Linked DNA regions of Homo sapiens: region 1 is linked to region 2. Evidence: chromatin loops called from intact Hi-C (ENCODE). Cell type or tissue: PC-3. All regions are shown on one strand. Each heading gives the region's core, and the rest is flanking DNA. Links, peaks and the distances in the headings are about the cores only. Region 1 has its middle 30 kb from the start of GLRB. Region 2 has its middle 210 kb from the start of CTSO.

Region 1 (16,236 bases), core at 2,942-10,941, 880 kb after region 2:
GGACGGGCAGTGGCTCTTGCCTGTAATCCCAGCACTTTGGGAAGTAGAGGCAGGTGGATAATTTGAGCCCAGGAGTTCAAGATAAGCCCAGGCAACATGGCGAAACCCATCTCTACAAAGAATACAACAAATTAGCCAGGCGTGGTGGCATGCGCCTGTAGTCCCAGATACTAGAGAGGCTGAGGTAGGAGGACTGCCTTAGTCTCAGGAGATGGAAGCTGCAGTGAGCTGGGACTGTGCCACACTGCACTCCAGCCTGGGCAACAGAGAAAACCTGTCTCAAAAAATGAAAAAAAAAAAAATTCAAGTCCCACTTAGAGAAAGTCGTCCCCTAAAACTGTCCCATTTATGACACTTTCTGACAGTTAAAAAGTGAAATTATATTATTTTGCAAGCCATTTAGGGAGCTGTCAAATAAATGAACTGATTCAAATTCAGGTACACCTTATCATGATACTTACTTAGACCAGTGTTTATCAGTCGTTTTTTACATGATCAGCCCTCTAAAGAGAAAAAAATAAATGGAAAGTCTTTTTAATGAGATAAACTAAATACTAAGGAATAAGATTTTCCCAGGTAAGTTTGAGATTTGGAAGGGTACAAACCATTGTAACATCTAAATATTTTTGCCCCCTCAATAAGAACCAACTTTTATTTTGTTGGTGATACTATCCGCCTTTTGAGAATGCATGCCTTTCACTAGCAGTGCTATTTTGTGCTAAACATGTGTTTAATTCTTCAAATTTACCTCCAAACAACAACTATTTTCCCTAGTTTAGAAGATATGTCTCTTATTACAAAAAGCTGATTATTCAGAACATTATATTTATTTACTGAAGTAGCTTCCTTTAGTTCTTAGACTATAAGTTGGATATCTAAGGATACTGTATTAACTGTTAGGCAGTTTTCAGCAGCAGTCTCCAATAAGACAGTCACTAGATATACATGGCAATATATAGGCAAATTGATTCAACTGAAAGTAAAATTTCAGTCCCACTACCCACATGTCTAGTCTCAATAGCTATCTATGTCTGCCTATCATATTGGAAAGCACAGCTATTGAATAGTTTCATCATTGCAGAAAGTTCTATTGGTTAGTGCTATTCTAGTGCCTCAGTATTCAAAGCGTGTTCCACGGACGGGCAGTGTCAACATCATGTGGGAATTTCTTAGAGAAATAGACATGTAGACACCATCCCAAACTTACTGAATCATGATCTGCACTTTTTACACGATATCTAGGATTGCATATGTAGATACATCAGTGCTATAAAGAGGTCATTTTTGAGTTTTTTTATTATTTATTATTTTTAGTATTATTTGAATATTAACTTCGTTGAAGATGCATAATGTTAAAATGTGCCTAATTTTTGAGATGTATACCCCTAGAGATCAGGACTCTATTTCAGATTTTCTTTTTATTCAATGCTAGAACCACAATTAAGTCCTTATAAGTTTATTTTAATAGTTTAATAGCAATAATTATTCTACATTTACAATTTTCCCAGTTGTATAATTAAATAAGTTAACCATTTGCTATAATTGTTTGAACACAAGCTTCTTTTAAACTCTGAAACCATGCTTATCTTGTTGGGATTCTCAGAAAAAAAAAAAAAAAGAATGCAGCAAAAGAAAATCACAAGCAAAATCCTGCTCATCATGAGGGACCACATTTTGGAATAATAAAAATATTTTTCCCAACATGAAGGGGTCAACCCCTTGCAAAATTCTACTGAATGAGTAGAACTACATATCTACACTTGTAACAAACTTAATGGGGGTAATCTAATAAAGCAAAGATAATAAATAACATGTACCCGCATTGTGTATACCAACTTAAAGATATTTGATATATTATACAATCATTAAAACAATTCAGTTCCCCAAGTTGCAAAGCTGCTCACTGTAGATACTTTCGAAACTGAGAAAATCTTGTTTCACATATATTGTATGACATCTCATGAATTATTTCATTAATAGTAAATTGTGTTTGTGACAATGAAAAGTATTAACATGTCAAATATCATAATTAGTACTGTGAGTCTTGTTAGGTAGACTATTTGACTATAATTATGTTCTGCATACTTTTTCTTGAAGGTAACCATTTCTTTACAAAACTGCCAAGATTCTGGGATAAGCAGTTCTTGTAAAGATGTGTAGGGCTTAGTTCAGGCTCTGAAGATAATTAGAAAGTTTCACAAATGGGCTGGCCCTGAATTCCAACTCTTGAGATAAACCAGGGATCCAAATAAAATAAGATAATCTGGCTCAAGTTTTATAAAATCATGCCAAAATTCCATCTTTAAGTTTTTTGAAAAATATACTTTTTGGTGGCCAAACAGAAAATAATCACATTATTTTATGAGGAGGACTATCACCCATGTCTTTCTCTGAAGTGAGATTAATTTTCTTTTTCTTCTGGCTTGGCCTTTTCAGTTCAAGAATTACAGTTTACCAACCTAACAAGTGAAGAAGTTGTTTGCAATGAAGTAAAAATTTTCAAACTTCTAAGTTCATAGACCGTCATAAAGATCATTCCCCTTGCTCATCCTTATCAGAGACCTTTCCCCTCTTGCTATATTTGATATTACTTTTCAAAGCTGAAAGGCAGGATATTAAAAATATATATATATGTCATAGAAACTCAAACTCTTCAACTGGTTCCCAAGCGGTCTGCTGCACTAACATTTTACTACAAATGTATTACTTTATCTGAAATCATATCATCTCCAAATATTAATTTCTAAGTTGTGAAGTCTTGGAGTAATTTTTATAAACATGAAAATATATGAATCTTTTTATCAGATTATTTACCTCCAGCTGTGATGGGTTGCATGCATTTTGAGGAATGTCACTGGGAATAAAAAGGAAAGGATAATGCTGAAGCACTACCTATGGATGACAGGTTTAGTCAGGGCGCCAAGTAAACAATCTGAGCTTCCTGGAGCTCCAACATGTCCTAGGTGGAAAGCAAAGTAATAGAGAAAGAAGGTAAAAGAAGAGACTCAAATTTTATCTATGTGCTATTTTGCCCAGGACTATTATATTGGGAGACTATTAGTTGTAGAAGAGCTTTCTAACTCAGTCAAGAACCCTATATTTAAAGTCTGAAGCTTAGTGAATTTTAAAGACTAATACAAAAGTCATACCAAGCAAAGTACACAAAGCAACACAGACTTTCCATATATGAATAAAGATGATTTAAATAATCACGCCATTTTTTCTATATTTTTAATATTTATGAGGAAGTAATTTTTGGTCTGAATTATCCTTTAATTTTTTTCTTTTTAAAAACTTTTTCCCTTGTCACAGGTGTTGAAAATAATTTTTTCAATATCCACTTTACTATCACACAGTTTATGGTGAGGGTAATAGCTGGATTATAATTTACATATTTTTAATTTTGTTAGTTATCTTGTATAATTAAGTAAATCATTTGCCATAGTTGTTTATACTGCTGGTTCAGGAAAACAGTTTTTCTAAAATCATAGAATAAATGCATAGAGAATAACATAGTTGAATAAACATATGAAAAGCCAAAATGATAGTGATGTAAATTCTGAGTGAAAATAAAATTGTCCATAAAACAAATTATTAATAACATAGCATTTGCAGGAATCACAAGAATTTATCTAGATAAAAATTAACTACAAAAAAGATTAACTTAAGACTATATAGAAAAATTCCTGTAAAACCTTGCATTTAAAAAAACGAAGTCTTTTTCTGTATCTTTATGATATGTTGCATCTATATGATGAAAACTATCTTTTGTAAAAGTTAATAGCAACAGTTTTTAAAAACAAGAGTATTTTTACAAGTATTTCCAGAGTAATATCATATCCATTTGAAAATTAATAGACAATTATAAACATTTATTTTATGTTCAAATTCACTCTAGTTATTAAATCCTCCTAGGAATCCTTATAAAATAGATGTGTAGAAGTACATTAAATCATTTCTAATTAACACGGTACTTATATGCTTATATCACCATTTTTTAAAGGTCTTATATTTCTAGACAACTAAAACTTGGCTAGCTAACATTATGTTTCTTGGATTCCAAAACTATATCCTAGGGAACAAATAACATTTTAATTTCTACATTTTCTCACAACTCTACAAATACCTGACTTAGTTGCATAATTCAGTGATCCAGTAGATTGTATAAATCCACTTCTAAATTTGAACTGTAAGATTTTGACAAATGTTCAAAAACTGAGAATTTAAATAGAATTATTTAAATTATATTTTGCATAGGTACTAGTAAAATACAATGTTCATTTTATGCATATTTTAGTCAAATATTTTAAACGTAGTATTTTACTCAAAACTACATGTACTGTATTAATGAACTGTTAAGGGATTTTCAAGGATAATTTCACTGGACCCTATTTTGGTTTTGCACGTGACTTTAGAATCTACTTTTGGTGGAAGATATGTTATTTCACATGACTGATTATCTGTAGAGGACTTTATTCCAGAGAAGGTAGATACTTAGAAATTAAGTCTATCAATTTTTTCTCCCCTTCTCTCAAATAGTAGAGAATTCTGAATTTAATAGTACAACATTCTGATTAATAAAGAGAAACAAAATGTCAAGGCTTCCTCTTGATTTGGGTACTCTGTTGGAGATCAAAAGTTTTTAAATATGGAGAGATTTAATATAGGAAATTTGTTAACCAGTTGTTGGAGGGTTTGGGAGCAAAGGGAAGCACTGAAGCAAACCACATGAAGTAAGAGCAGGAAGTAGCTCTCACCCCCAGGACTGGGAAAGAAAGGGAAGATAATAGAGTAACCAGAACCCAGTAGCAGACCTCTGAGTAGTGGGCACTGCCTGGCTGCAGCTGATACCTCTGAGCAGGAAAAGTGAAGCGGAAAAGGCTGAATGCTGAAATCAACTGTCACTGCTGGGGTGCTGCTGACAGGCACTACAAGCAAACAGGAGTAAAAAAGTCCCTTCCCCTCTCCTCCTATCTCCTAATCGCCCTCTAGTTCCTCCTATTGGTGGAACTTAAAGTGATGCCACTGGTAAAGAAGTCCTTGAAGTGTAATTTGCAGAGTTGTGGTTCCAGCTTTACAGAGCACACTATATAAAAGGATAGATTGGGAACTGAATGACAAAGTTGAAAAAACAGCACAATTACAAAGCAGTCATTGACAATGCTTGTTTATTACATTATTTGATTATGCATATCAAAATTCATTTGGGTCTCATTACAAATAGTATTTACAACAAACTATTCAATACTAATAAAACATATTTCTGCTATAAAGCTACATCTCATTGGTGCTTAAGTTCATAGATTTAAAACTTCTATATATTTTCATATTTAACTCTACATTTTATTAAAAGTTTTTGAAATGGAAAATTCTGGAGATGATGTTGTGTAGAAGAAATAACTTAAGATTTTGCATCTGAATAACTAGTTTTCAATCCACTTTTTGATTACTAACTAATTGATTTTGGGCGAATCTCTTAAAAACTGCCTGAACCTCATATTTCTCATTGTGGGGTCTTATTTGATTATTTCTAAAGTCATTTCAAGATCTAGGGATTAGAAGGTATTTCATTCAATGAATTATAGAACAATCCAATACATTTTGCTATTAATATTTTCTGAATGGGGTGATATGGTGTGGAATTTACATCCATGACCTTAACATAAAATAATGATGCTATAAAGAACATGCAGAAATGATTTGATTAACCTATTTCTTCCAAGCACATAGCTGTCTTGGTACATAAAACTAAAAGAGGCCAGGTGCAGTGGCTCAGTCCTGTAATCCCAGCACTTTAGGAGGCTGAGACAGAAAGATCGCTTGAGAACAAGAGTTCGAGACCAGCCTGGGCAACACAGCGGGACTCCATCTGTACAAAAATAAATACATTATTTAAATTAAATTACAAGAAAAAATTCTCTGTAGTGATAGCACTTTGTTGAAAAAAGTGCTCAATTGTAACAGAACTGGGTCTTTGTTTTGTACGACATTGCTGCATTATTGCTAAAGTAGGAGTAAATGCAATTTAATTTGCCCCAAATCAGAAGGCAATTGTGAATTATTGTCTTAATCGTGCTTTTCTTTGTAAATGTTATAATTTGGAAGGGAAAATACAAAGTACTATAATATTTTAAAACTCAATAATTTGAAACTACTGAATAATCAATCTAGCATATATAGACTTTGAGATGCGGAAGAATGTAATATTTAGAAATCTTTCCATTATTCTGACATACGAAAATTAGAATGAAGGTGACATTAGCAAAAATACTGGTTTTTAAAACAGGATTAAAATTTACTAAAGGAATAAATAAATGGAAAGGACTGACTAGGCAAACACGGAAAAGAAAATCCTTGGGTGTTGATGCTGACCCCAAGCAACTAGGATTCTGGAATTTATTAAAAGGAATAATTCATGAAGCATTTGGAAGTAATCTCTCTGCCATATTATGCATTCATGAGCTATTTGTTAGGATATTGTGGCTACTTTTGGTCACTGTGCTTTTTAAAAGATGTGGACAAACCAGAAAAAATCAGGGAAGAATGAGAAAAATGAATAATGTTTAGAAAATAGTGACCTTAGGAAAGGTTTAAAGAACCTTGTTGTTTATAGCAGAGAAGAAAAGCCCACGGAGCGGTCTGATGGTTTTTGTTAAATAACTGAAGTATTTTCATAAGATTATAAATAATCAGTATATTTTCTCCACACTACTGTTACCTAGAACAAAAGGAAGTTTAATTAAACAACGTGTGTGTGTGTGTGTGTGTATATATAACACGCATACCATATATTAAACTTGTTTTTGTTTTTTCCTTTCTTTGACCTAATGATGGAAGTGCTAGAACCTTATTTCAGTAATTCTTAGGAGGATAAATCTCCCTTGAGATCTGAAAATAGGTCCCTCTCTTTTTCTGAACATAATAGCGTCCTTGGTGTAGGAAAGGAGCTATACAAGCATCTTCGAGGTTTTAGATGGTATAGGCTCAGGACATTTAGTCAAACAATCTTTAGGAGGGTAGGAGGGTGAATTTGACAGGAGGGGTATATAGGGCTTTTTGAGTTTTTAGAGTTATAAAGTGAAGTTATACCTCTAGGCATCCAGGTACCACTCCAGAGCTACAAAGACAATTGCTGTGAAAATTTTGAAACAGTACTCTCAGAGACTGAGAGATGGCTGAATATAGCTGAGAGAGATGAGCACAGGTAGCTGGATTATGTGAATCCCAGAAGTTGAGATCCTTGTTTCATTTTAATTCTGAGACTAGAATGCTTTGGAGATTCATGGAGTCAATCACCTAGCTGACTGTGGAGGACCAGTTGTCAACAGGGACACCATGTGGTAGGGAGAAGCAATGGCAGTAGAGAATAGTGAGAAATCAAGCTGTCCCATTTGAGTAGGGAGAGGTGAAAGCGCAGAAAGAATCCAGCTTTCCTCCTAATATGGACATTTGAGACTCTAATAGAGGCGTGATTGAATGTACAACCCAAGTTAGAAGAGTAGCTTTTCAGAAGAACAGCTATATTAAGAAAATATTCTTTTACAATGAAAGAAATAACAAAAATGTGTTAAGTAAAGATAAGGGGGAACATTTAATTATTTACAAATGTCATTTGCTCCTGGAAGTTGTTCCTGATATGTCTAAATGAGATAAAATCATTCAATTTTTAACTTTCATGACACCATGAACTTTTGCTTGGAATTCACCAAAATTGAAATTTTGTATTTATTACTGTTTTGTTGACAAGTCTGCCCTCCTCTCCCCAGAATATACATTTCACAAGTGCAGGTACGTGCTTACCTCTCACCTCTGTATCTTCAACATAGGATCACCATGTATCATTGGTATAGTTTGGCTGTGTCCCCACCCAAATCTCATCAACAATTGTAATCCAAATTGTAATCCCCATGTGTTGAGGGAGGAAACTGGTGGGAGGTGATTGGATCATGGGGATGGTTTCCCCTGTGCTCTTCTCTCTTTCCTGCTGCCATGTTAAGATGTGCCTTGCTTCTCCATTCACCTTAAACAATGATTGTAAGTTTTCTGTGGCCTCTCCAGCCATAAAGAACTGTGAGTCAATTAAACTTTTGTGTATAATCACCCAGTCTCAGGTATTCTTCATAGCAGTGTGAGAACGGACTAATACCCTCATCGACCTCTATCACAATGATACATAACATTCATTCAATACAACACTTGGTAAAAAGCACACACTCAAATATTTAGGGATTAAATGTCATTCTTTAATAGTCTAACAATTGAACACATTATTTAAAAACCTTCTCACAATTATGAAAATCCTAGACTCAGATAGAATCATTGATGCATCTTTGCAAACATAAAAAGAATAAATGCAAATAAGAAATAACATAAATCAGACATCAATTCTTTCAGGAAGTTGAAAACAGTGAATAGTCTCTAGTTCTTTTTATGAGATTAGCACCCAAATCTTAACTCCAAAACCTAAAAAAGAAATTACAAGAAAGGTAAATTACTGACCAATCATGAGCATAGACGCAAATATCTTTAATAAAATCCTTAATAAAATATGAGCATTTAAAGTTTAGCGTTTGTCTACATATATAAAATATCAGATGGGATTTTTCCCGTATTCAAATTTAGTTTAGCATTGAAAAATCAATCAGTAAAATTGATCATACCAAAGAAAAAAGAAGAAAGGGGAGAAAAGTGCATGATTATTTTGATGTATTTAGAAAAATCATTTGACAAAATTCAACATTTATCTATGATAAAACTCCAAAAATACTAGGAATAGGGGAAACATATTAACCTACACATAATCTATAAGAATATCTATAAAAAACCTAGTGCAGAAATCTTATACAATGGGGAAATATTGAAAAATGATCTCTTGAAATTAGGAATTAGAAAAAGATGTTCACTATTAATATTGCATTCAATATTGTATTGCAAATCTAGCCAGTAAAATAAGGCAAGAAAAAAGACATAATTAGAAAAAAAGAAATAAAACCATCATTATTCACAGGCCTAATGATCATGTGCCTAGAAAATGTAAACAACTTGCAAATAATCAGAATTAATAAGTAAATTTAGCAAAGTTATTGGGTATATGTTCAATTCACAAACATTTCATTCCAGTAACAAAACAACAAAAAAGTGAAATGAAAAATTGATATCATTACATTAACATCAACAAACATCAAATATCAAGGAAAAAATATATCAAAATATGTTCAAAATCTTTATACTAGGAGTTAAAATTCTCATTAAGTTTAAAGAAGACTAAATAAATGCAGAGATGATTCATGATTATTGGAAGGTATGATATTGGGAGGCATAATATAAAGATGTCAATTTTCTCCAGACAATGTGTAGATTCAATGCAATCATAACCAAAATCCCAGCAGATTTTTTTAAAAATCAAAATTGATAAACTTATTAGAGAAGACCAATATTGGCAATACAATATTAAGGGAGGAAAACAATCCTAGACCCTATCAAATATCAAGACCAATTCTAAGGCTATAGTAATTAAAACAATTTGATATTTGTGCAAGAATAGACAAGTTGAACAATGGAACAACATAAAAAGGCCAGAACTGTCCCCCACATACAGTCATCTGATAGTGGTGGGTGCTTTGAGCTATGAGAAGCCCGTATCTCCCTTAATACATGAAGGACTTATTGTCTCAGATGCTGGAAATGCTACTGGAAGATGATTCTCAACTGTCAGCCCTCTATGGGAACTGTCTCAGCTGAAGAAAATTGGCTCACTCAAGATTACACTTACTTCCAGGGTTAGCCTGCATCCAACATAGGGATGTAAAGACCAAGTCCCTTCTCCTCAACTCAGGACGACTTCAGAAGGTCATCCCAGCTCCATATCTCTCCATGGAATCCACAGAAGCTTTTATTGGGACAGCATTTTCCTTCTCTGAAATTCTGTTTCTTTTATAACTCTTCTACAGTTGTGAAATCCTAAGAGCAATTCTTAACAAACGTCTGGCAATCTAATCTTCTTCTCAGAGGCTGATTCACATGGAAGCCAGATTGCAGCAGTTAGTGCCAAGGAGTGTTCAAACAAGCAGACGCTAAAATGTGATTTCAGAGCTGGATCATGTGCTGCCTGGCTGGAGGATGACAGTGGACTACTACAAAGCCAACCAAGTAGTAGTCCCAGTTGCAGCTGCTAGGCCAGATGTGCTTATTGGTGCTAAAGTAGCATAGCAGGTGTATGGTATATGGCCATTGAGTTGATGAATATGTTCTCCTCTGTTCTTTTATTTATTTGTTTATGTTTTTGAGACGGATTCTCGCTCTGTTGCCCAGGCTGGAGTGCAGTGGCGCGATCTCGGCTCACTGCAAGCTCCGCCTTCCGGGTTCACGCCATTCTCCTGCCTTAGCCTCCCGAGTAGCTGGGACTACAGGCACCCGCTAACACGCCCGGCTAATTTTTTGTATTTTTGGTAGAGATGGGATTTCACCGTGTTAGCTAGGATGGTCTCCATCTCCTGACCTCGTGATCTGCCCATCTCAGCCTCCCAAAGAGCTGGGATTACAGGCTCTATTCTTATCAGAAAAGAGGATCATAAACACTTTGCATTTATTTGGAATAGACAGGTATAGTTTTGTCCCAAGACTATGATAACTGTTTTGCACTGTTACAGTATAAAGTGATCTAGATCCTCTGGATATTCCACACATCATACAGACCCACTATATTGATGCCATTATCTTGATTGGACTGGATGAGCAAGAAGTGCCTAGGTGATTAGAGGCCTTGGTAAGATCCATGTGTTACAAATAGTGGTAAACTCACAGTGATTCAGGGATCCATCACATCAGTAAAACATTTAGGGGTCGAGCGATCCTTTACTCTCCACATTAAAAGATAAATTATTGCATTCTGTATTTCCTATTACAAAGAAGGAAGGACAATACTAGGTAGGCCCGTTTGTGCTAAGAAAGCACCATGTGCCACATCTAGGAATACTGCTCTGACTTTTATACCAGGTAACACAAGAGTCTTCCACCTTTGAATAGGACCCAAGCAGAAAAGGGCTCTGTAGCAACCCTATAGTCTCTAAAAATCTCTGTAATGATGTTTAATGTACCAGTAGTGAAATACGCTATGATGAGTTTATGGAAAATCCCAATGAGAAAAATTGTAACATAGACCCTTAGGGCTCTGTAGCAAGGCCATGTCACCTTCGGTAAATAAGTACATGCCTTTTCAAAAGTAGCCTTTGGTGTATTACTGTGGTCTCGTAAAAATCGAGTGACCACGGGGCCAGAACTGCCCTTCATAAGCTGAGTTCTATCAGTTCTGCCATGTAAGGATGTCAAATGACCTTAGAAACAATCCACTGTGAGATGGGAGTGGTGCATCTGGGGAGTAAGCATGAGCAGGAATGAAAGGCACAAGCTAGTTGCCCAACGATGCAGCTCAGATCCCCATGCCATCTACCACTGCTGCACAGTGTGTCTCTCTCAGCTCATACTTATGGCCAAATGGGAGGAGAAAAAGGCAAGCTTGATTCCAGTGTGGGACAGCCTGGTATGTGGGAAAATTTTTCAGTGGAAAGAGTTTTTGGCAAGTACCTGGTAATTAACTTTGTGTAAAAAGATAAATGGCTCTAAATTAGAAATATATGGATTCATGGTCAGTGGCAAATGGCTTGTCTCCCTGCTGGGAGCTGGGAGTGGTAAGATTGAAAGATTTGAGATACGGAATTCTTGAGCAGGAGCATTTGGATGGACATGTGAGAGTGGTTACAACATGTGAAAATCTCTGTATTACATGTTAATGATCACCAAAGAACATCTAGAAAGAAAGAGTCACTTATCAAGCTAGACAAAGTCACTCAGCCAGTTGATGTCGGCCAGCTGCTGTACCCACCAATCCAATGCTGACATATGGATATATGATGGAATAGTCATGGTACAAGAGATAGGGAAAATGCATGAGCCCCAGAGCATGGGCTGCCACTTACCAAGGCCAAACCATCTACTCTTACTACCAAATTTTTAGTCTGCCAGAGCAGAAACCAGCTGTATTAGTTCCTTCTCACACTGCTCTGAAGAAATACCTGAGACTGGGTAATTTATAGAGAAAAGAGGTTTAATTGGCTCATAATTCCACAGGCTGTGCAGGATGCATGGCAGCATTTCCTTTGGGGAGGCCTCAGGGAGCTTTTACTCATGGCAGAAGGCAAAGCAGGAGCAGGCATCTTACATGGCAGGAGCAGGACTAAGAGATAGAGCGGGGAGGTGCCACACAATTTCCAAGCAACAGGAGTCTCATGATAACTCACTCACTCACTGTCACAAGAACAGTACCGAGGGGATAGTGCTAAACCATTCATGAAAACCTGCCCCCATGATCTAATTACCTCCCACCAGGCATCACCTCCAAAGCTGGGGATTACAATTCAATATGAGATTTGGGCGGGACACACATTCAACCATATCACTAACACTCATCCCCCTATGTTATCTTTCACTGAAGACATCTACAAGTCACTGGGTGGAAAGTTAACTACACAGGGCCCATTTCACACTACACAGGTTAGTGATTAATCTCGACAAAAAAAGACACATTTCCCAGATGGGAGCGGTGGCTCATGCCTGTAATCCTGGCACTTTGGGAGACCGAAGCGGGCGGATCATGAGGTCAGGAAATCGAGACCATCCTGGCTAACACGGTGAAACCCAGTCTCTACTAAAAATACAAAAAATTAGCCGGGCATTGTGGCACGGGCCTGTAGTCCCAGCTACTCAGGAGGCTGAAGCAGGAGAATCGCTTGAACCTGGGAGGCAGAGGTTGCAGTAAGCCAAGATCGCACCATTGCACTCCAGCCTGGGAGACAGAGTGAGACTCCATCTCAAAAAAAAAAAAAAAAAAAAAAAAAAAAGAAAAAGACACGTTTCTCTTAGCCCCTAAGTTGACACATAAAATTAACAATCATATCCCTCAATTTCCAAGTTTACTTAAGATGTCACTTTATATACTCTTAGCCTCTGATTTTTATCTGTAACACATATTAATGTATTAATGTAATGTAATACATAGGTGTTATATAAATGTGTATGTATGTATTTGTACATATACATAAATAAAATATTCATTATATATATTATGAATAGTCTAAAACTATAAATCCTTAGGGTTCTGGTTGCCAGTGTTATTATCACTCATAACAAATCTTAATTTAGCATTTTTGGTATATAACCTGGGCACAGTAGTAAACTTCCTTGGGCCTCATTATGCCTACCTGTAAAATGGGAATGAAAATATCTAATAGTCCATTGGAAATTTATGTGCCAAGAATTATAGTTTTCTAGCATAAGATATTTTTTGGAATATTGGCTAGTTTTTTGAAAATATTACATTGGGCTAGGTACTTATTTTCTCTGTGCCTCAGTTTTTTCATCTATAAAAATAAAATAACAATGGCACACCTGTAAGGGTTTAGTGAGGATTGAATGTGTTCTTGTATAGAAAATGCCTATACAATGGCTGCAATATCCCTTCAATAAACTTTTGGTATTATTATTCTGTAGATACTCTAGTCAAGTAACCAGTGTGCAGCAGCTATTTCATATACCTCCTCTATTCTGAAAAGCCCCACTTTCCTTCTCCCGGCCTCCTACCTTACCAGATAATCATGCCTCCTATCTAAAGGATAAGGTAGCATTTTCATCTCTCCATTCAACCTGCCATTTATAGCCATGCTGTCCTCCTTTTTGTTACACCGTGTTCTTTGACAAAAGCTTCTCCCTCCCTATGTGCTCTGGTGGGTGTGTTTCTGGAATCTGACAGTCTGCCCTCTGGTCACCAAAGATGCCCTTACTCTTCTCATCCACAGAACATACTAATCTTCTGTATTGGAGTTTAATCAGAGGAGCAGAGCCACAGGGAACATTTTAAACCATAGGATTTATTATAGGCAATTCGCTTTCTATATTAAGCAGCTGCTAGACAGCGATTACTTCAGCACCTGAGGCTGGGCCTAAGGTCAGCCAAACAAATACTAGAGGAAGACAGAAGAAAACGAAATGGGAATGAACAACACCAAACTGGACCCGCCAAGGACAAGATGAACCCTGCATTGTTTTCTCAACGCCTTGAAGACGCCAGCTATGACACTGAGTGTGACCTCTGGCAGAAGCTGGAGTCCTTTGTCATGGAGCCACACACACACCTGCCCCAGAACCAGAGAAGCTGAAGGAGGAGATCTGTCGGGAACGGAAGAAGCTGCTGGCTGGCTGCCGCCTCAAACCAAGGAGGGGAGCTGGCAGATCGCTGCATTGTGAGCTGCAGCAGTGCTGGACCTCTAGAGTGGACCCGAGCATGCAAAGAATCGGGCTGCTGCTTCCTGTTCCCTTCGGAATCTCATACAAAATGCTTCTTGTGGCACAAGCTAACCTGAAACTTTGCAGGGAAGGGAATTCTCAGAATTTTGTGGTTTGCTAGACTGGCACGGTACAAGTTTACCACATCTCCTCCCCAAGGGAGACAAGAAAATTTCATCAAGTTCAAAGTGCAGGGATGTCTAGGTCATGTGCTGTTTCTCCATGAAGTCCAGATGTGGCTCCTTGTGATCTAGTTATCCATGAACTTAAAAAACAAGTTATCTGCTCTTCCCTATCCCCCCCCCACCTCACACAAAAACCTACAATATATTGGAGTAGAATACCATAATAAACACTCCCATTTGGAAAAAGAAAAATTAGAAAACACATGACAGGCCCCAGTGTGTGGTGTTCCCCTTCCTGTGTCCAAGTGTTCTCATTGTTCAGTTCCCACCTATGAGTGAGAACATGCGGTGTTTAGTTAGAACTTAAAGTATAATTTAAAAAAAAAAAACTAAAAAAAAAAACAAAATAAAAAACTAAAAAAAAAAAGAGAGAGAGAAAAAAAGAAAAATTAGAAAACACATAGTAAATGCCAGTTTTCAGCAATGCTGAAATTCTAGCGGGCTGCATTTCCAGATCTTTCTTTCCAGAACTTTCTTGATGAGTCGCTGATTCTGCTTGCTGGGACATACTTTCTTGTCCAAGTACTTTGTGGTTCCTGGCTGGGCTTTTTTGAAAGTTATTCCTTGTCCGTTCCTCTCCACGGCTGCTTCTAAATTGAGAATTGAGGAGTGCGCTCTCCCTGGTGGTGGAATCACCTTCACAACACACTTTACTTTTTCTGCCTCTGCAAATTCGCGGGCCCAAGGGTTGTTCGTTGTAGTTGTTGTTTAACAGTTAGATTCTAATCCACATGGATTTTATTTTGGTGCTGGTGCGAAAAATGATTTAACACTTTTTTTTTCCAAATGTAGAGTTGATTATTTCAAGCTTATTTATTGATGAGTTCATCTTTTCCATGCTAATTTGAAATGCCACCTTTATCATAAATTAAATTCCCATACATACATGAAATCATTTCCGGACCCTTCTCCTGTTTCATTGATCTTTTGTATCTATACTGCAGTGGCTTCAGCTAGGGGAATAGAGTATTCGCTGCCCCAGGAGAATTCGCAATGTCTGGATCCATTTTTGGTTGTTAAAACTGAGGCATGGGATCTCACTGTCATTCAGTTGGTGGAGGTAGGGAATATTGCTAACATCCAAAATACACAGGACAGCCTTCCACAACAAGGAATTAGTAACTTGCCCCAAATTTCCACTGTGCTGAGGTTGAGAAATCCTTGTATAATGGTTTCAAAAACATGATTTTAGGTATTATTTTTATGCATATTCTTATGGTATTCTCTTCCAGGTGTTCTAATAATAAATTTGAGTTCCACAGAGAAATCTTGTTTGGATGTGTTTGAGGATGTCATTGACTTTATAGATCAATTTGGAAAGTGTGAACATTCTTATCATATTGATAATTCCATGGCTTTACAGATTAATTTGGAAAGTGTTAACATCTTCATAATATTGATCATTTCCATTTAGGATTATGATATGACTGTTTACTTACTTTGTTCTTTCTTTACATGCTTCAATAGAGTTTTACAGTTTTACTGATGTAGATTTTGCTTATTTATATTAGGTTTTATTCCTAAGTTTTTATTTTTCTTGTTCCTCTTATACACAGAATTTTTTAAAGTTACATTTTCTCATTTTATCTGCACTGAAAACTTCTGCCTTTTGAAATATGCTACCTATTTTTAAATATCTATGGTAAATACAACATTCTCATATGTTACATTCACTATAAGTATTATCTGTTACTGAAGGTTTAAAAAAAAAAAA
Region 2 (16,236 bases), core at 5,557-13,556:
ATATTTTTTGTGTAAGACTTCAAAAACATGGGTAACCACAGCAAAACTAGACAAATGGGATTACATCAAGCTAAAAAGTTTCTGCACAGCAAAGGAAACAATCAACAAAAAAACATACAATCCAATTTAAAAATGAGCAAAAGTTCTGAATAGACATTTCTCAAAAGAATATATACAAATGACCAACAAGTATCTGAAAAAAATGCTCACCATCACTAATCATTAGAGAAATGCAAATCAAAACCACAATGAGATCTCATCTCACTTCAGTTAAAATGGCTTTTATCAAAAAGACCGGAAATAATGGATGCTGGTGAAGATGTGAAGAATGGGGTACCTTCTGACACTATTGGTGGGAATATAAATTAGCACAGCCACTATGGAAAACTGTATGGAAGTTCTTCCAAAAACGAAAAACAGAACTACCATATGATCCAGCAATTTCACTATGGGGTATATATTTAAAAAATTGGGCCAGGCGCAGTGGCTCACGCCTGTAATCCTAGCACTTTGGGAGGCTGAGGCAGGTGGATCATGAGGTCAGGAGATCGAGACCATCCTGGCTAACACGGTGAAACCCCATCTCTACTAAAAATACAAAAAAATTAGCCTGGCGTGGTGGCAGGCGCCTGTAATCCCAGCTACTCGGGAGGCTGAGGCAGGAGAATGGCATGAACCCGGGAGGCGGAGCTTGCAGTGAGCCAAGATCCGCCACTGCATTCCAGCCTGGGCAACAGAGCGAGACTCCATCTCAAAAAAAAAAAAAAATTGAAATTAGGCTCTTGAAGAGATCTGTACACCCATGTTCATTGAAGAGTTATTCACAATAATAGCCTAGATACATAAACAGTCCAAATGTCCATCAACAGATTATATAAAGAATATGTGATATATACACACTTGAAAGCTTAGATGAAATGGACAAATTCACTTAAATGCACAAACTACTAAACTTATTGATACAAATAAATTACTTGAATAGCCTATGTATGTTAATTCTGTAATCCATTTAAGGAAGAAATAGTACCAATTCCACATAAATTATTCTAGAAAATTGGAGAAGAAATACCCCACAACACATTTTCCGAGGTTGTTATTGTTATTGCTCTGAACCAGACATTTTAAAAGAATACAAACAAATATCTCCATGAACATAGATGCAATTCTTAACAGAATTTTAGCAAATCAAATTCAACTACATATATATATTTCCATATGTATGTGTTTATATAAATATGTGTGTATATATTATATGTGTGTATATATATGTGTATGTGTATATATACACATATATGTACACACACACATATAATGTATATACATATGTATATACATTATATTGTATTACATATATACATATATACAATACATATATAGTATACATATATAGTATATATGTATACTATATATGTATTGTATATATATATGTATTGTATATATAGTATATATATGTATTGTATACATTATATTGTATTACATATATAATGTATACAATACATATATTGTATATGTATATGTATATGTATACAATATATGTATTGTATACATGTATATATGTAATACAATATAATGTATATACATATGTATATACATTATATGTGTGTGTACATATATGTGTATATATACATATATACAATATATATAGTATATACATATATATATACAGATATACGCACACACATATATATATAAAGATAATATGCCATAATCAAGTGGGCCTTATTCAGAAAGTCAAAGTTGGTTTAATCTTAGAATATCAATTGATGTAATTCTTTGCATTTTAAGACAGAGAAAGTGAAATCATATCATCATCTCAATAGAAGCAGGAACAAAAATTGATAAAACCCAACTCTCATGCCTGATAGACTTCTCCATAATTTAGTCCTGAAAGGGAACCTCCTCGACTTGATAAAGGGCATCTCTAACAGAGCGAAGGATTATAGTTTTTGGAAGAGAATAAGTTTTCAATAAAAATCTTTCTCTAGAAATATCTATACTCTGTTTGGTAGTTTAAACTAAAACTATCTGCACCCACCAACTATTATAGTCGTCTTTTGATATGTGTAGTGGATTGATTCCAGAAAACCTGCTCCCCATACCAAAATTCTATACATAAGCAAGTCCCACAGTTAGCCCTGGGGAACTTGAATATATGTAAAGTAGGCCCTGTGTATAGGTGGGTTTTGCATCTTGTGAATACTGTATTTTTTATCTGCATTTGGTTGAAAAAATCCACTTTTAAGTGTATTGGACCCATGCAGCTCAAACTTATGTTGTTGAGGAATAAACTTATAATGAAGACATACATAGAGACAAGCACATACAGAAATTTTCCTTTCACATTTGACTACAGTATAACAAGTGTCGGTATAGATATAGTTTAGTTACGAGAAGATAAATTGCCTGCTGATAACCAGTACAGCCTCCTTCCATGATGAAGTTGAATGTAAGGGGAAAAAAATGAAATAGCAAAGAACGTAGTTGAAAAGTCATACTATGTCCTTTCTTTTCTAGGATCACATTCTCTTCATTGTTTTCTTCATTGCAAACCCTCATTTTTAAAGAGTTACTCAAAAGGAGCTTGGCAAATTACTACCTAAATGTTTTTTTAAAGTGCTACCCAATTTGAATAGCACTATGACCTATTCAACTAAATATGAATTTAGTTACCTATGGGTAACTAAACTCTGGGTTACCTGTGACCCAGATCAATGAAATATAACTCTTTAGAGGCCTATTCTCCATCCAGGAAATTATGTAAGAATATTGCTTTGGTTTTGGTTTTGTTCTTGTTTGTTTTTAAATATTGCTTTACTTTGTTAACTAGCTAGGAATATTTATTACTTTGATAATTTTCCTGTTCTGGCTTGACTTGTGATATTATGTACTATCATGTTATTGGTTTTATTGGAGCTGGTTTTGAACAATCCTGTAAAGATGATTGAAATGTTTTAGAAAGGTAGTAGTACAGTGTAATGGGTTGGGAGCTTGCATTCTGTAGACACATACTGTGGGTTTGAATTTCTGCTTTGTAACTTACTAACTTTAATCTTCAGTAAGTTTCTTATCCTTTATGTAACTCATTTCTCTTACCTCAAAATGAGAATAATAATGGTACCTACCTTATAAGGCTTGTAGGTGCATTAAATGATTTGATATATACAAAGTGCCTAGAAAAGTTCCTGGCACACAGTGAGTGCAAAGTTATAGCAGCATTATATTAAACCTTATGTTCTTCATTTGGGTGGGGTAGACATTTAACAAAATTCTAACTGACACTGTTTCAGATTAATTTCTAGAGTACTGTGTTTTTAAGTATGGAATTTCCATAAAAATTCTGATACAAAAAAATGAAGTTTTTAAACTTTTAATCATTTCAAGTACTAAACAAGTAACATAGTCAAAACAAATCAGTGTTTCTGGCCTTTTGGAAATATCAAAAAGCAGAATTTGACTCAAGGAAAAGGAGAAAATATCATTGCTTAGGATTTTTGCTTTGAAGCCTCTTGGAAATTAAGATGATAACTCACATGAGTTATCACAAAAAGAAATAAGGAACTCTAGCCGCACAACATTTTGAAACATTGCTAAACTCATTCAATTGTTTGTCTGTTGAACTAAGCATATTTAAAATATGATTACAGCATTTTCCACATATAAACAAATTCCTTTCACTCCACACCAGATGAATGTGTGCAAGGCTCTGTGTTATATTTCATACTAATTAACGACAAATTAAACTTGGAGCCTAATTCGTATTTATTCACATACCAAACACATTTGAATGTTTTAGATATCCCAGGTGGCATATAAGGTATAGGAGATACAAAGTTGAAGGAAATAGATATGGTTCTTGCCCGGATGGATCTTCCAATTTAGAGAGAGACAGGATATATATGTATATAAATCAACAGAATACTTAACGGTGGATATCATGTACTATAAAGGAGCTAAACAATAAAACAATAGGGAAAAGAGAACAATCACTCAGTGAGTAAGCCACTGCCTTTGAGGGCATGGTCAGAAAGCCTCTCTGAGTGCACCAAATTTAAGGTAAGACTTAAAAGCTTAAGAAGGAATCAGCCTAGTGAAAATATGAAGATCATGGGTTGGCCATTCTAAATACAAGGATCAGTAGATATTTATATAAAGGGTCTGATATGGAAGAATGCATGGTGTCTTTCAGTTTCTTTCAGAATTAGGAAGATCAGAATTAGGGAGGGTAGAGTAGCATAAGAGAATGTGTTTGTGGTGGTAAGATCAACTCAAGATGTAAGCCATGGCTAATAATATAGATTTTATAGTATAAAAGCAGTAAGAAGCCATTTTAAACAGGATAGTAATGTGATTTGTTTTATATTTCAAAAAGATTACTCTGCTTCCTGTGTAGACGGTGGAGTGGTGGGAGACAAAGATGGAAAGGAGGGAGTCTAAATAGATAAGTAGGTTTTCAGCGTTCTGAGGAAGAGACAATGATGACATTGACTATGATTATGATCCTGAGTTTGAGAGAAGCAGACAGATTCAAAAATACTTTGTAGGTAGAACAATTAGGATATATCGATATATTAGATGTGGGTTTTTTTTTTTAAAAAAGGAGAAATCAAAAGGTAATACATAAGTGTTCGTTTTTGTCTTTCTTGATTTGAGCAATTGGGTGAATACTGGTACAGTTTAGAGTAAAATAGAAGACTGGACCAGGCTTAAGAGATATAAAGGAATGAAATATTTAGTTTTGGTTATGTTTATTTAAAGATGTCCTTTAGAAAATAGGCAGTTGGGTTTAAGAGTCTGAAGCTTAGAACAGGAAACACATTCTGATAATGACCACATTTATATTTGTAGAGGCTGGGAGAGACAAGGAAAATTTATATTCCTCAAAAGCAGCGGTCTATCAGTCTCAGCTTTTGTGATTTTAAATGTCTGGTATTTTTTCCACAAAGGAAGATGCTTGTTTCTCAACAAGTTTTATCTCAGGTCTGATACCACTGCTTCATACCATCCGACTTAATTAATGACTCCGTAGATGAAAATCATAGGGGACATATAACATTTTTTCATCAAATGCTGTTTTGTGTTTACCTCATACCTCAGGATTTCTATGCAACTTGGAAAATTAGTGTCTTTGTTAATATGACAAATGAATATTAACCTACACAATACTTCCAGACATGTTCTTATGACTGAGAAGTAAATCTTTAATTCCATATAATCAGTTCTCCTTTATCATATCAGAAAACTCGTCTTCATTCTGGAAATTATATTATTTTTCAGGTTTTTATTCTGAATATCTTATATAAAATAAAACAACAAAGTTTAGTAAAATTCTGTCTTAAAATGTAAGTGGATTCTATTCATAGAAAATGTGGGATGTATTGTTACTAGAGTAATTAAAAAAAATAGTATTTTCAGTCAGCTTTCTACCAGTTATTGTAAAAAAAAAAAGGTGGGGGGGAGAGTGATATTTTCTTAATAGGTGGGGAGTTGACTGATTCCATACAACGTGAACAATTGTCATGGGCTGAGAAAGTTCCAAATAATCACCAGGACTCTCATTTTCAACTCTCCCACCCTCGCATAGAAGAATAAACAAACAAACAAACAATAACAAATTTTAGACTGCCGTCATTGGAGAATGAGTCTGGCTAAAACACAGGAGCCAATCACCAATTATCATGAATATTGGGTTTTACTTTGATATTGCATTTTCATATGTGGCTTATAGAACCTTTTCATTACTTTGTATCAATGATCAACAGATGTCTTCTACAAAGAGCCAGATAGCAAATGTTTGAGGCTTTTCTGGCCATATGATCTCTCACCACTATGCAACTCTACCACTGTGGTTTTGAGCCAGTGAATTTAGGTGGCGAAGTGTGGCTTAAGATGCTCCATTTTCTTGAGATTTTTCTAGAGAAATAGGTAAGTTTTACATTGAGTCCTACTAAGAAATTATGATGCAGAGTCACCTTTTAGCTATCACTGCAGAGAAAAGTTATCATGATTCACCTTGTCTTGAGAAATTATCAGGTATGGGAAGTACTGAGACTGAATATTATTAGTACACAAGGTGGATTTGCAAAATTTCCACCATTGGAACTAGAAAATAGAGGATAAATACTACACTCCTATTTTATCTGAACTGATATGCATGAGTCAGTCAAAAATTAAATTCATTTCTAGAAAATGTTTTAGAATGTCTCATCATACAACAGCCACAAGATTCTCTTTAAATGTTGGCTTCAAAATGCAGATGAGAGATAATCATTTCAAACATACCTCTAGATCACTTGGTGATTTTCCATTTTCTTGTTCTACTTCTTCTCTAAGATGCCTGAAAAAGTTTGATTTTGGCTAGTTGTCTGTTTTCTCCATTTGTCCTACTGTTTGTCCTTCAGTATTTATTCTGCCTCTTAAGACTCTTGGTTTCCTGATTTCTGGTAGTGACCTGATCTTGTGTATATTTCAAACTTACAAGCACACATTCACAGGAGTTAGGACTCTGCGATCAATTGATATAATATTAATAGGATGCTTTTTACTGAGCCCCATGATTCTCTGTATCTATTACATTTTTCCAATAGATTTCGGAACCAGAAATAGCTTACAAGTTAACGAGAAGTCTTATAAACAAATCAATAATCACAATACATTCTAATAAATGTATGATACATGTTTGATCTAAGATTTTCATTTTGTATAGGTCGATTAAAAGTGACTGTTATAATATTTTGTGCATACTTATAAATGGGACTCTACATATATCTAAGCCTGTGCATCTCCTAAGGACCAAAGTATCATATGGAATTTCTTCCCAGATATCAGTAACAGAATATTAGGGGCAAAAGAAACTCAGTATTTGGATGGCTTCTTGAAACTACTCTCTCTGGTATTGTAATTGGTAGGGGTCAGATTTACTGAAAGTCAGAGAGTATCGATTGATAAGAGTACAAAAGAGTAACTAACTATGGGCATATTCATTAGTTAGAGCTTGGGAGTGGCTTTGCTGGGTTGTTCTGGTTCCAAATTTCTCGTGAGCTTGCAGATAAGATGGTGGCCCGCACTTCAATCATTTTGTGATTTAATTGAGAAACGATGGTCCACTTCTCAGATGGATAATTCACATAGCTGTTGGCAGGAGCCTCCATTTATGTTGGCTATTGGCAGGAGGCTTTAATTCCTCATTGTCTGTTGACAGGAGATCTTAATTCTTTGCTTCATGGGTTTCCCCATAGGGTTTCTTGAGTGTTCTCATAATATGGCAACTGGCTTCCTTCTGAGATAATGATCTGAGAGAAGGAGAACGAATAAAGGATGATGCCACAGAACACAGTCATTTTCACAATCTGCAATTATTTACACAACTTAGTCTGATTCAACCGCACAAGAACATGGAGTAGGGAAACTTTGAAGGCTATCTTGGAGGCTGGCCTACCTTAGTGGGGTTAGAATAATGGCAGGGTAGAAGAGGTATATGAGTGCAATATGCAAAAAGATAGGGATTTACATGAATAGATTTTTATGGTAGTAAAGAAAAACTGGAAAAAATACATAGAATTCAGATTGGAGGCTTGCCAGAAGAAAACTATAAAAGGGAAGCTTAACAAGTTAAGAGGTTACTGGAAATAATTGTCGTTGCTATTGGGAAAAACACCCAAATCTTTAATATTGTTTTCAAATCGTCACATGGTCCAAATATTAGCTTGCTGTTAAAGCCCCATCTCCTAGGATGCTTCGGTATTGCTGTCTCTCTATGCCAGACACATTGATTGGCCTCCTTGAAGATCATTAAATAAGTATGTTCCTGCCTTTAAACATGTGCCCTACATTTGGAATGCCCTTTCCCACCCCTTTACCTAATTATCCTCTATTCAGCCATCATACTAAGCTCAAGCACCAGCTCCTTCAGGCATAACCTTTGGTCTCAGGTTGTCTAGCTATTTTCTCGTGTATGACTATATCTATTACTGTCATCATCATCATCATCATCATCATCATCATCATCATCATTTCAGGGACATTTTTAATGTTTTTAATTATACAACTGTCAGTGTCCTTAATCTCTAAACTAAAGTTTAAGCTATATAAGAAAAAAGAATCACATCTGACTATTCCATGTGCCAAGCACAGTGTCTGGTAAATTAGAAGGACTTAGTCATTTTTCATTTAAAGAGGCAGTTAGTCATTTCTCACTTCAAGAATAAATACACTATTCCCTGAGATAGATGATAAGGATACGAATTAGCATGATGGTAAGAAGGTAGAAAGTAGATGGCACATTCAAAAAAGATGTTAAATCAAGGCCAAGGCATGAAGGAAACTGAGTCATCAAGAATAATGATAAATATCTGATATTTTAAAACTGAACAACAGCAAAAGATTATAGGACAAAATAACAATATAAAATGAAGGCGTTAACTTTGAGAATTTTATTAATCAGACCCCAACCAGGAACACAGAAAATACACTGTGTTAATTTCTATGTATTGCCCTTACCTCCAAATTGACCCCTCAGTGCCTGCTCTGAAGTAATGGACTGATTGCTTTAAACATTTCTCTTTAAGCACAGCACCATGTTAAGCTTTGTCAATAGAGGGCACTGGAGTCACATTACAGAAGGAAGGGGCTTCTCTTTCCAGTTTTGGCTGTTTTGCTTTGGATTTTCAGCCCTCTCTGGCTCCTGCTGCAGTCCTGCTGTGTGGGTGTGTAAGAACATTCAGTGATGCCTTGTCCAGCCACACACCCAGAAGGCAAAATCCGTCAGTGACCTCATAGGCCCTGCCTAAGCCCTATGACTACCTTCCCAAGGCTTCTTATCTCCACCCGAACATACTGACACTGCATGCTCCAAGCCCATAACACCCACAGAGTGTCCAGATTTCCTCTGTGTACTTGCCGACCAACCTGGCTTGCCAGCACCCTGGAGGTTTATCTCTTTCTTGTGTGATGAATGCAGACCAGCTTTGTCCCAGCCAACCTAACAAACTTCTCTGCTATTCCATGAGCTGCAAACATGCTTTCTCCAAGATGAGAACTCAGCCCTGAAGAGGGTCCCACCTTCTAAGTTTGTCCTTCCTTTGAAAGTCAGCTTCAGCATAGGGTTCCCTTTAGAATTGCTTCTGTATCTTTATAGTTGCTTTCCTATCATAGTTTAATAATTATTTCATATTAAATTCCTGTTAAATTTACGGCGTGGTTTATCTTTCCTAGCAAAATTAAAGAATATTACCAACTTACTATGAAAATAAAGAACATTTTATGCAGGGAACTGGTCATGCAACTCTGAAGAGCTGAGAAGCCAAATGTAGGCCTCGGAGGCAACTCATAAATTAGCATCTACAAGAAGTTGCTACCTTTTGAAGTCTGCAGGGACAAGAGAAGAGGCAGTGTTACAAGGGCCAAGATGACACATTGGAAGAAAACTATGTCCAACTCTCTGGCAAAATCTAGAGCTACAGAGGAGAAGCCATTGCTATCAGAGTCCCTGTCTGGCTTTTCCTTTTCTTCATCTGACAATTTCCTGTAGGTGGCTCCCATTGTTTGAAACCAGCTGGCAACCAGCTTACAAGGGAACCCAAGAATGCATCTCGGAGACGGCCATCTGCAGAACACTGCAGATTAGGAGGAAGCTGAAGAATGGATCCCAGAGCAAAAAGACCAAAGACTGGCAGAGATTTACTCAGGTTTATGCATTAACAACCAGCTTCCCAGGAGAGCAATGCCCTTTGTTGTAATGTTTTTCTGCATTTCTGATGTAACTATTCTTACTATGGGTGGTTTCAAGAAGCAAACATGAACATCACTGGACCCTAAGTCTGGAAGGAATGCACCTCAGCACACCATGTATAGTAGTTCCACTATATTCAATGAATTTTTTTAAGTATAGATATTGGCATCTTGAAGAAACTGCTTGTAATGATCAGCAATACCATTCATTTAATAACAAAATTTCTTTAAAACTTCAGAAGCTGATATCTAGATATTATAATGAAAGCTAAACAATTCAAAAGCAACAAGTTAATCCACAATTTTAAAGTATGCGTGGTTACAGAGGACATGCTCCTAGACACTGATAGTAACCAAAGAGAGGAGGGTAAAGGGGAACCTGCTTGTGGTTGTTTATAGTTTACCTGCTTCTTCTGAAATATTATTCTCAGCCCTCCATGCAGACATAATCTGGGCAAGAGATGAAAAACAAATATGGCAGGGGCTGCTAATTTCACTTTTGATTGATATAATCAGGAGGGGAAAGCTAGGCCGTTTATTTTTCTACCTTCTAACTGTTACTTTATTCCCTTACTCTGGAGATGGAGGCAAAGAGAACATCTTCTACTCCTAAGTGGCAGAAAATCTCTCAGAAGGTTATTTTGCATATGTATCAGAGTCACCATCAGAGCCCTTTCTAAAGGTGAACACCACAGGGTATGGTGGCTCAATCCTGTAATTCCAGCACTTTGGGAGGCCAAGGCAGGCGGATCATGAGGTCAGGAGATCGAGACCATCCTGGCTAAAATGGTGAAACCCCGTCTCTACTAAAAATACAAAAATTAGCCGGCCATGGTGGTGGGCGCCTGTAGTTCCAGCTACTCGGGAGGCTGAGGCAGAAGAATTGCTTGAACCCAGGAGGTGGAGGTTGCAGTGAGCCGGACATCAAGCCACTGCACTCCAGCCTGGGCGACAGAGCGAGACTCCATCTCCAAAAAAAAAATGGTGAACACTCATGAGGGAATGCAGTCAGACTTTGAAGGTTACCACATGCCACTTGCCATACAATTAACAAAGGGCTCTACATTGTTTTTGGCTTTATAATGTAAACATATTTTTATTAATAAGTTATATGATTCCTGCATTATTTCATAATTTGAGCTCATCAAGAAACTGTCTAACATTCTATTAAAATACATTATTAACTCCCCGCCCCCACCATTTGGCAAAGTTTTCTTTTTCTTACAAAGAAATAAAGGAAATAAGGTAGAAAAACCCGACAATTTAAGAATGATTAAGCATGTTAAACTTTATTCTGAACTTTTATCAGGAAAAAGTTCAAAGAGCCTGACTCTCAGTGTTGACCATGTGAATTTAGAAGTCGTCAGTCCAAAATGTGCCTTCATGCAAACCTTTAATTAAATATGGAGAATTTAATTTACTTTGATAACTTTAGGGTTTTCAAATATGTCCAGAGAAAGGAAATTAAACAATCAAATTATCCAAACAAAGGCCATTTTTGCCAACATTCCCTGGACAATAAGAATAGATTTTTTTCCCCTAAATTTTCTACAACGAACATGTATTACAATAAGAAAAAAAAAATGCTTACTTTTCCTAAACATTCAATGTTTCACTAGTTTTTAATTGTATTTACTTAGTATTTTTGAGTCACTGTCTCGCTCTTTCACTGAGGCTGGAATGCAGTGGTGCAATCACAGTTCACTGCAGCCTCAAACTCCTGGGCTCAAGTGATCCTCCCACTTCAGCCTCCCAAGTAGCTGGGACTACAGACGCATGCCATCACCCCTGGCTAATTTTTTAATTTTTTTGTATAGAGAGGGGTCTTGCTATGTTGCCCAGGCTGGTCTCAAACTCCTAGGTTCAAATGATCCTCTTATTTCATTCTCCCAAAATTCTATGATTACAGGCATAAGCCACCCCACGTGGCACACACTAGTTTTTAAATGACTGATTTGCTACATAAAGATATAAAAAAAGATGAGGCACATGTGCCACTTTTCTTAGAAAATATATTCTGTTGTAAGTTCTCTGAAAAAAAAAGTCATCTCTGTACTTGTCTTAGTCAATCTGGGGTGCTATAACAAAAATACCATAAGTTGGTGGCTTAAACAAAAATTAAATTCTCATGGTGCTTATTAGTCCAAGATTAAGAAACCAGCAGATTTGGTATCTGGTGAGGGCTGTCTTCCTGGTTCATAGCCAGCTGTCTTCTCATTGTGTCCTCACATGGCTGAAAAATTAAATGAACTCTCTGGGGTCTCTTTTATAAGGGTACAAATCTCATTCATGAGGCTCTGCCCTCATCACCTAATCACCTTCCAAAGGCCCCATCTCTTAATAAGATCACGTCAGAGGGTAAAGTTTCAACATATGAATTTTGAGGGAACACAAACATTTAGATATTGACATTTTGCTCCTGATCTCCAAAGTTTATATTCTTCTCACGTGCAAAATACATTTATTCTATCCCAATAACCCCCGAAGTCTTAACCTATTCCAGCATCAACTCTAAAGTCTAAAATACAAAGCCTCATCTATTAATAGATATCATCTAAATTAGTAATGAATGAGACTATAATTCATCCTGAAGCAAAATTTCTCTCCAGCTGTGAACCTGTGAAACCAAACAAGTTATATGCATTCAGAAAATAGTGTGGGACAGGTATAGGATAGACACGTTTATTCCAAAAGGGATAAACAGGAAGGAAGGAAGGAAGGGGTACTGGGTTTCAAGAAAGTCCAAAACTTACTGGGGCAAACTTTATTACCTTTTGAGGCTCAAAAATAATCCTCTTTGGCACGCTACTCCGTCTTCCAGGCCTACTACAGTGGTAATGTCAGTCCTCTGGCTTGGTAGAGATGGTCCCACAGTGGCTCTCTGCCTTAGCCTTCTGCTGGGGTCCCACAGATCTGTTGGGCTGGGTCCAATGCCCTTGGCTCACCCAGGCTGAAATCATAGTCCCATGGCTCCAGGTGGTCCTGTGTTTTGAAACCTAGGTGGAGGCAGCTGGGCCCTGAAGGCTCATGCACTGTGGCCTGTGATGGGAGTTGGCAACCTGATCATCTCTGAATCACCTTCAGAGCTATTCTTCCCTTGTCTTGAGAATAACATCTGGCCTTTGTTGAGATGACTGATAAATACTAATCTCCTTATCAAATGGACAATTGGCGACATTCATAGTGTTCTCATTTTTTTGCAATATTGGTAGGCTAGGTTTTTTTTTCAAATCTTTAAGTTCTGCTTTCTTTTTACTGAAAAATTATGTCTTTTAGCCATTTCTCTCTTCTCACATTTCACTGTAATCATAATATAATACAGCAGCTAAGCTGCTTCCATATTGGCTTTCAGTTGAAGGCAAGCCATACTTTCACCACTTTGCTTAATAATAGCTTCAGCTAAATATCCAATTTCATCACTCACACTTTCCACCTTCTACAAAGCACTAGAGCATGAACACAACTCAGCCAACTTCCTTGTCACTGTGTAACAGGAATCACCTTTCCTCCATTTTCCAACAGCATGTTCATTTCTGTCTGAGGCTTCATCAGTATGGTCTTTACCATCCATATTTATACCAACATTCTATTCATGATTACCAAAGTATTCCTTAAGGAGATTGAGGCTTTCTCTATAGTTTTACTCTTTCCTGATTCCTTATGAGAATCACCTTTAAAGGTCCATTCATAGTATTGTAAATTTTTTTTAAGTTTGCACCTCAGAACTCTTCCAGCCTCTAGTCATTATCCAATTTCAAAAGCACTTCTACATTTTTAGGAATTTGTTATAACATCACTTCCATTTCTCAGTACCAATTTCTGTCTTAGTTTAGGTTGCTATGGCAGCATACTGTACACGTAATGCCTCAGAAGCAACAGAAAGTTATTTCTCAAGTGTTAAAACCCCAAGATTGAGGCAATGGCATATTCTAGTTCACAGATGGCCATCTTCTTGCTGTGGTCACATGGGGGGAAGGGGTGAGGGAGCTCTCTGGAGTCTCTCTTATAATGGCACTACTTCCACTGAAGAGGGCTCTGCCTTCATGAACTAATCACCTACCAAATGTTTTCCCTCTTCAAATACCATCACATTGGGAATTAGCATTCAGCATATAAATTATGGAGACATTAACATTCAGTGTGTAGGACTTCATCAGGATTAAAAGTGATTTACCCACTACTGTTAGATTAGTACAGTATTCTGTATTTTTTTATATATGTATCTTTACCAGTGAGCTACACACTTTTATGTTCCTCTGTAGCATCTTTCCATTTTATCTTGAGGAACTCCCTTTAGCATTTCTTTGTAAGGTTGGTCTAGTGGTAGTGAATTCCTTCAGCTTTTGTTTATCTGGGAAAATATTTATCTTTGTTTTTTTTTGAGGAACAGTTTTGCATTATATTATCCTTGGTCAGCTGTTTTTTTGTTGTTGTTAGTGGGTTTTTGTTGTTTTTGTTGTTGTTTCTTTGTTTGTTTGTTTTTTTCCAGCACTTTGGATGTATTATTCTATTCCTTTCTGGCCTGCAAGGTTTCTGATAAGAAATCACTTATTCTTATGAAGACTGCCTTCTATATGAAGAGACATTTTTTTTTCTTGCTGCTTTCAAAATCTCCATTTGTGTTGAACTTTTGACAATTATGCTGTTTCTAGGTGTGGACATCTTTGTGTTCATTCTCATTGTGTCATTTGGACTTCTTGTATCTTGATGATTATTTCCTTCCCTAGATTTGAGAAGTTTTCAGCCATTATTTATTTAAATAAGATTTGTATCCTTTATGCTCTATCTTCTTCTGGAACATCCATAATGCATATGTTGGTCCACTTGATGATGTCCTATAAGTCTCTTAGACTTTCTTCACTGTTTTTCATTCTTTTTTTTTTTCTCTTCGACTCAGTAACTTCAAATGACATGTCTTAAAGTTCACTGATTCTTCTCCTTGATCAAATCTGCTTCCTCTCATGAATTTTTCAGTTTGGTTATAGCATTGTTTAGCTCTGAATGTCCTGTTTTTTGTTTTATATATTTTCTTTCTCTGTTGAAGTTCTCCTTTTGTTCATTTGTCTGACCTCCTTCATATTTATTTTGAATTCTTTTTCTGATAATTCACATACCTTAATTTCTTTTGTAACAAATTCTGAAGCCTTATAATGATCCTTTCAGTTGAGCCATATCCCCTCTTTGTTCATGGGTCTTGTAACTTTGTTTTGGTATTCACACTTTTTAAAAAAACAGCCACATTTCCTAGTCTTTATGGGTAGGTTTTGTACAGGGAAAGACCTTCACTAATCAGCCCAGCTAGAGTTTCTGGAAGTCTTTTAATACTTTTCTGTTTCTGTGCACTTACTTGTTTAGATTCTTAATTAGGGGGATTTGGTATTTTTTTTTTTAGTGTATATTCTTTTGTTCTCTCTCTTGTCTATGCTATATCATGGATTCTGTGAAGTAGCAGCTCCTTTTTTATTGTCAGCAGAGCCCCAGGCATTTAATGTACGTTAGATCTCATCAGTTGGACTAGACTCCATTCATTCAGGTAGCCCCCTAAAAAGCCGGAACATTAGTCACTCTCTCCAGTCTTCTCTTTACTCACAGTAGGAGAGGCTGGCGAGCTGTATTGGCCTATACAGAGGATCCTCTGGAGTAACAGCAACCCACTCAGGTCTTTTTTATTTTTGTTTTTGTTTGTCCTTGTGGCTCCCAGGCATGTAGTGCTATGTTAGGTCCCATCAGCACACTGAGACAGGCTAAACAGAAGCCTATTTAGGCAGATGGCCTTAAATATCAGAACATTAAATGTATAGTCCAGTGTTCTCTTTACCTCCCTAGAAAGAAGCTGGGAGCTGGGACTTTCCTCTCAATCATGTGGTACTGTCCCAGGGGCAGATGCTGTGGCAAGAAGGTGCCACAAGTTTTCCTACAAGATTTGATCCAGCTAGTTTTGTGCTTTCTTCAGTTGTAACAGCCACTTAACTAGCTTCTGAATTTCTCAAAAAGATAATTTATCTGTATATTGGTGTTGAATTGGTGTCTGTCTCTGCATGAGGAAGAAGATCTAGAGCTTCCTATTCTGTTATGTTGCTGATGTTATTAAGGGCTCTTCATTTTATTGGTACATAATAAATACCAATTACTAGATTCCAAATCATCTATTGAAGGTATACAGTGAAGAAGTAATTTAGATATAGCAATGAAAATATGTTTCAGAGTTAGAAAAGTATATTAAAATATATAAAACTATATAGTCAATGTAAGTTTTGTAAACACATGTAATACTCAGACATGTATGTACATATACTCACATGCATATATTATTACATATGTAGAGAAGATCCCAGAAAAAAAATCATCAAAATGACAAGACAGAAATATTAGCTAATTTTAATTTCCGTTTTTATGATATTTCATTTTTAAAACATTCTATAGTCCACAAGAGCTAGTTTTTTCTTTCAAAAACTTAATAAATATGTGTTACTTGAAGGAAGAAAGGAGGAAGAAACTGGATTCAAAGAG

The links. A loop is a pair of places that touch in the nucleus more often than their neighbours do. Peaks named below come from ENCODE experiments on the same cell type or tissue, not always from the same donor. Only the 100,000 strongest peaks of a DNase experiment are listed, where the experiment ranks them.
Region 1: it touches region 2 in a loop (13-fold over the local background); 10 of 110 quality-filtered maps call a loop at or near these places.

Annotation. Positions count from the first base shown.
Region 1 is chr4:157,038,387-157,054,622 of GRCh38, forward strand. No RefSeq gene overlaps it. Among named protein-coding and RNA genes, the nearest start is that of GLRB, 30 kb to the right of the region's middle. In PC-3, for the core only: CTCF peaks have their summits at 5,010 and 7,326; a DNase peak (open chromatin) is centred at 7,325.
Region 2 is chr4:156,160,507-156,176,742 of GRCh38, forward strand. No RefSeq gene overlaps it. Among named protein-coding and RNA genes, the nearest start is that of CTSO, 210 kb to the left of the region's middle. In PC-3, for the core only: a CTCF peak has its summit at 8,596 (motif pointing right); a DNase peak (open chromatin) is centred at 8,695; H3K27ac peaks cover 579 bases.